Regions from separate parts of the Mus musculus genome. Here region 2 is linked to region 1. Evidence: chromatin loops called from intact Hi-C (ENCODE). Cell type or tissue: left cerebral cortex. All regions are shown on one strand. Links, peaks and the distances in the headings refer to the core of each region. The heading gives the core; the rest is flanking DNA. Region 1 has its middle 2.6 kb from the start of Gm33836. Region 2 holds the start of Prkag2 (protein kinase, AMP-activated, gamma 2 non-catalytic subunit).

Evidence for each region. Hi-C counts contacts between places; a loop is a spot of excess contacts. Peaks named below come from ENCODE experiments on the same cell type or tissue, not always from the same donor. Only the 100,000 strongest peaks of a DNase experiment are listed, where the experiment ranks them.
Region 2: it touches region 1 in a loop (2.1-fold over the local background); 3 of 42 quality-filtered maps call a loop at or near these places.

Annotation. Positions count from the first base shown.
Region 1 is chr5:25,163,763-25,166,668 of GRCm38, forward strand. No RefSeq gene overlaps it. Among named protein-coding and RNA genes, the nearest start is that of Gm33836, 2.6 kb to the right of the region's middle. In left cerebral cortex, for the core only: a CTCF peak has its summit at 1,612 (motif pointing left); DNase peaks (open chromatin) are centred at 1,523 and 2,075.
Region 2 is chr5:25,099,619-25,102,524 of GRCm38, forward strand. It overlaps Prkag2 (protein kinase, AMP-activated, gamma 2 non-catalytic subunit), which reads right to left and starts at 1,024. Exons shown (of 16, transcript NM_145401.2): 1 at 393-1,024. The coding sequence starts at 506. Gm42232 (a long non-coding RNA gene) reads right to left here and starts at 385. Exons shown (of 2, transcript XR_880887.2): 1 at 235-385. 2900005J15Rik (RIKEN cDNA 2900005J15 gene) reads left to right here and starts at 1,357. Exons shown (of 1, transcript NR_027851.1): 1 at 1,357-2,906. In left cerebral cortex, for the core only: a CTCF peak has its summit at 1,605 (motif pointing left); DNase peaks (open chromatin) are centred at 698, 1,071 and 1,580; H3K4me3 peaks cover 1,761 bases; H3K27ac peaks cover 1,844 bases.

The sequences.
Region 1 (2,906 bases), core at 322-2,821:
CTGCAGCTTCCACAAAAAGATCTTTTTCTTTACTGGGGGAAAGGTTGTAAAGGTGGAGGGTGGGTCTGAGGGAAGGGAGAGATGAGTGGGATTGGGGTTCATGATGTGAAATTCACAAAGAGCTGATAAAAGGTTAAGAGAAGCAGCAACAGAAGAGGAGGAGGAGGAAGAGGGGGAGGAGGAGGAGGTAGCGGTGATGGTGGTGGTGGAAGTTAAACACAGGATTTGTCCTTTTGGGACTGGCACATTTCACCAAACATTATGTCCTTAGGACTCACCCTGGCTGTAGCATGGGTCAGAATCTCCTCTATTGCAACTGTGTGGATACACCATAGTTTGCTTACCCAGTAATGTCCAGTGGACTCTGGTCATTATTTTAACAAACATTCTTTGTGCCAATGATGAGGCATGCACAGCATTTGGCGCTAGCCACATGATTGCTGCGGACAAAGTAGAGCCTGGACTTCAGAGGTAAAACAGCATTGAGTAATCATGCCAAAAGAGTTGATCTTTCTTGTTTGAAGAAATCATTAGTGCATAGACTGCTCTCAACTCACATACCCACACCATTAAAAAAATCATAACATCTGTATAGAAATGAATCAATAAATTGTGGGACTAGTCACGGAAAAGCTTGAAAACTACCATGCATGGCATGAATCTTCTAGGAGGTGGGGAGGAAATCTGAGAACTCTGCCTGTCTCTAGCCCCATTGTTTCTGGTTCCAGCAGCAGGCATAGCTGTAGGAGCATCCCTGAGTCTGGGAGGACAAGGGCAGAGATGCTAGTACTCTGCTCATACTCAGAGGCAATGGCTCCTATGCCAGCACAGGTGCCAGCTGGCCCCTGTCCTCTGGCTGATATTTATTATGACCTCTACAAACAGTTAACAGTTTTGTTGTTTTGTTTTCTGAATCAGTGTCTCAGAGAGCACAGGCTGGCCTTCAATTCCTTATAAAGACCAAGATGGCCCTAATTTCATGATTTCTCTGCCTCAATTTCCTAGTTGCCAAGATTTGGCTAAACTGTTTCTTATTGTTTGCTTTTAATATTCTCTCTCTCTCTCTCTTTCTCCTTCTCCTTCTCCTTCTCCTTCTTCTTTTCTTCTTCTTCTTCTTCTTCTTCTTCTTCTTCTTCTTCTTCTTCTTCTTCTTCTTCTCTCTTCTTCTTCCTCTTTCTCTTCCCTCTTCCTCTTCCTCCTTTTTCTCCTCTTTCTCCTCCTCCTGAAATAGAATCTGATGTATCCCTGGCTGGCTATGTAGCTAAGAATGGCCTTGAACTCTGATGATCCTATTTCTGTCTTTTAGAGGTGGGGTCACAGCTATGCCCTATGTGTCCTCTTCATCCAGTGCTGGGGATTGAACTCAAAGCTTTGTGCATGTTAGACAAGCACTCCACCAAACAAGATTCATCTTTAGTCCTAAACTGGACTAAAATTCTTTCAGTTTGTCACAGGCTCTGTGATCAGTTCTGGAATTTGTAGTAAGAGAAGAGGCTTTCACACCAGAGGGCTGTGGTTGGTGGTTCTGACATTCAGACCTCCTACAGCATCACAGGGTGCTGTACTTGTTGGGTACTTGACTACTGAGTTATTCTAGATCTCCCTCTTGTGGGCCATCAGTGAAATAAAACACATCAGTTACTTTTAATAAATGTGATAATGAATAGTATAGGTTGTGAATCAATTGCTGTGAATTCTGTAAACCGATCAAGACCCTTAAAGGTTTTCATTATAAAATATTACTAAAATGTGCATTGCGAGGCAGTGAACTGTGAGAGGTGCTAAGGTGGAGCTAAGGTTTGAAGCCCTAGGGATCCTGAAGGGACCATAGGAGCTTCACCTGTTCCCAGCACCAGGCCCCTGGCATGTAGCCACAAGCCCCTATATAGAGAACTGTGGCCATCAATCACATTGAGGCAGTGCCCCCAAGCCCCTTCTCGTGTAGATGATGTATCTAAGGTCAAGTCAATATGAAGCACCTGCTATCAGACCCACCCCACCCCGAAACTGTATATAAGATCCTATCCAGAAGGAATAAAGGGGTGTGAGAATTACTCTGTTGTCTGAGAGCATCTGTCACAAGAGCTATAACACTGCCTTTGTCACCAGAAGCTCTACTGCACTCTGCTCACTAGCCACCCCCAGCCAGCTTGGCTCGGCTCAGCTCAGTGCAGCCAGTGCAGAGTCTTAGAGCAACAGCGGCTGCCAGAGCAGTGGAGCGGAGGTGGCAGAGGCATTTTGCCCTGCCTGCTTGTACCCTTTCCCCTTCACTTGAACCCTCCCATCAGGCTAAGCCAGAGGTCTCTGTGGATAGCCTCTGGTACACAGCCTGACAGTGCATAGCATGTAATATAAAAATTGAGTCCACAAGTCATTTTTATCAAAGCTTAACATTTATCCTATATTTATTATTTTAATCAATTAATTTGTGTATGCACTTGTGTATACTACCTATGTTGAGGTTAGAGGACGGCTTGTGGGATTTGATTCTTTCCTGTTGTGCAAGTCCTGGGGACTGAACTCAGGTCATCAGATTTGACTGCAAGTGTCCTTACCTATGGAGCTATTTTGCTGGCCCCATATTTATTATAGGTCTATTATCATAACAACTTCCACAACTTGAACTTTATTCTGAATTTGTATTAATTGTTCACATACTTATTCTTATACATCTATATACATGTGTCAATATAATACAAGCTATTACCTTACAGGCTTTCAATCTTCCCAAAAATTTTAACACTATACATTATTTTGTAATCCCCATTTTTCCTTCAAATTACACTTGTGAAGTTTATCTCTCTGTCTATTTTATTGCTTTCCCTCCAAGGCATGTGTTCTGTGCATCTCTTAACAAGACTTCTGACTCTTTTAATTTTTAAGAGAAAGAGGAGAAAGAGCTAGGC
Region 2 (2,906 bases), core at 247-2,746, 64 kb before region 1:
GTGGCGGCGGCGGCTCCTCAACTCACGCTTCCCCGCACTTCACAAGAGGTCCTTTTCAACAAAACAACACAACTCACCACCCCCCTCCCCAGCACCCGCACCGGCCCGATCCAGGGCTACGCCCAGTCCGCCACCAGGCTTTGCGCACCCGGGAGCGCGCTTCTCGTACTCGCTTCCCAGCAGACACCCTTGCCTCTGTCCTAGACAATCCCATAGCTCCACTATAGTACGGACCAAGATCCAATCTCGGGCTCTGCGGCCCAGCTTGGGCCCTGCCCCTCCCCCTCCCCAGCCTCCCGAAGGGACAGGAGGGACAGGACGGCGCGCGCAGAGTGTCCCTTGTTAACCGCCTAGGCGCCGCGGGAGTCTGGAGCTCCAGGGATGGGACTCACCGGAATGTGCACTCGCAGTGACCGCCTCTTCAGGCTAGGGTTCTTTTTGCCACTGCTCCCGCCCGGGCTGGAAACCTCTTTCTTCTTCTTGGTGTCCATGGCTGCGCTTCCCATAACTTTAGCTAGAAGTTAATTCCGGTGCCTCGTCCCCGGGGTTCGGTCCCCTCGCTGCCTCCCAGGACTGCTGCCGTTACACTGGAGCCACGCGCTTTTTATGACTGTCCTCCCACCCTGAAAACACCTCGTGGGGACTTCCGCGGGGAGGGCGGGTGGCGCAGGTAACACGCGGGGCTCCACCCGAGGGGCTGGCAGTCCGCGGAATGCCGGGTTGGAGCGTCCTCTTTCTCCTACGGAATCATTGGGTGCAGAGTCTCGGCCCGTGCTACTTTTGGTTACGCGTGGCAGAAGTCTTGTGCTGGGTGATAAAGTTTTCCTCCTTCTGCAAAGCGAAGCAACATTTTCCACCTCTCGGCTCCTCCCACAAATTCCCAGAGGTAGTCGGCCAGGCAGGTGCAATTAACAACAGCAATTTGGAAAACAGCCTTCTCGTGTCTGTGCCTCGATGGAAACGGTGGCCAGAGACACTTGGTAGAGAAATGCATAACCCTGGGCCGCACAATAAAGCGACAGGGAGCCTGGGACCCGGAGGGCCTCCTCTTTGGGCGAGAGGGAGGGCAGAGGGGGAAGAGGAGGTGCAAAGGCGAAGACTCGTCGCAATTGGGCTGGCGCGTGGCCGCAGGAATAAACTGTGGCGGCGGCTGGCTGGGTTCTGCGGGCCGAAGGGCGCGCCCCAGCCCCTAGGGGAGAATAGGGCAGGGCGCCCGCCCCGGGCGGCCTCTGAGCCGCGGCCCCCGGGACCCGGGGAACTGTGGGGGCCGGGTCTGGCACCAACGTAGGCTCTGGGAGCGCTGGGCGGTGGCAGGCGGCGCGCGCGTTGAACAGGAAGTGCGCGGCGTGCGGCGCCACTGTCCCACTCCACGCGGCCCACGCTGCCCCCGGGTGGTCGCCGTGCACTCTCTGTCTCAAGGTAGGCCAGCTCCGGACTCGCCAGGAGCTGATTCTGATCCATCTGGTTTTGCTGTGTCTCTGTTTAGGTCCAGCCCCCGGAAACACACACCCGCAGCCCGACCACGCCACGATTGAAGCCCCGGGTCAAAGTGGTTCGGGTGACCGCACTCGCTTCTCGCAACGCCGCCCCCCTGCGGCGTAGGGAACCCCATCCTGTCCAGAGCGGCCTGTGGCGTGGTGAGTGCAGGCTTTTCTCCACAACTTGGTTCTTTTCAGATTCATCAAAGATTGCGCAACAAACCTTGATCTTTGGCAAAGGCGCTCTGGTCTCAGTAAATGCTGAAGTCCTAAAACCACGAGAGGAAATGGGTGCGTCGGAGCCTGAAACCAGGGCGAACACGCCACGTGCTCCCGGATCTTCAGAGCCACTGGCTGCAGATCTGGTACTGCGGGCTGCTCAGGGCCCTGGTGTTCCTCCCAGGCAGCAGGACCTTGGCTTCTGGTCTGAGTGAGGGGCGTGCTTCCTCTCCTGCTCAGAATTGAATACCGGCTGACCCCAGTGATCACTCCAGCTCTTTGAAGCTAACATCAGCCCACCTGCTCCCTGTAAACAGTAATACACGGACAGTACCTATAGCATAAACGTGATAGGGGTTCCTTTGACGAAGACATGACACGGGTAAGGAGATGGCCTTTACTCCTCTTCCTGCTCTCCCACCGTAGAGGATGTGGTTACCACTTTAAGACCATGATTTAGTAAAGGACCTGTCTGTCCCATGAGAAACCCATTGCTGGGTCCAGCAATCCCCTGGATTTCCACGGTACCAGCCAAGTTCCTGCAAATTAGGTAAAACCCTACAGCTGGGGGGAAGGGGGCGATCCTTGGTTCATCAGGTAAGTTTGTATACATCCTGCTACCACACTTTCAAAACAAGAATGAAGTACACCTCCTCCCCAGAGCCCCCAACCAGTATCCCTAAGCAGCTTCTGGAGAGTCCTCTGAAGGTTCTAACCCGGTGTCGGTGTCGTCACCCTCCTCCCCAGCCTGGCTCCTCACTAAAGGACTCCCAGGACCCCAAAAGACATCATTCTACTGAGGGTTCAGACTGCTTCTTAGAAGCAGAAGTGAGAGGTTTGGAGGGACGCAATACCAACGTCCAAGGAGGCTACCCTCAGCCACTAAAAAAAGAAAAGAAAAAATCACTCCAGGTTTGTCAAGTGTTCTCTCTCTGTAGGTTGGAATGTTCATCTCTTCATGATGGTGTGCCAGGATGCATAAATGGTACCATGTGATGAGAAAGAAGTGGCTTTGAAAGAAGCAGCCATCAGAAGAGACCAAGAAGACAGAGGAAAGGACTCTGAGGGGAACGTACATGCTCCTTCTATCACCACCTTTCCCTTGGGGTGTGCGTGTGTGTGTGTGTGTGTGTGTGTGTATGTGTGTGTAGCTTGTGTGTGTGTGCACTTGCCTGTGGTAGCTTGTGTGTGTGTGTGCACTTGCCTGTG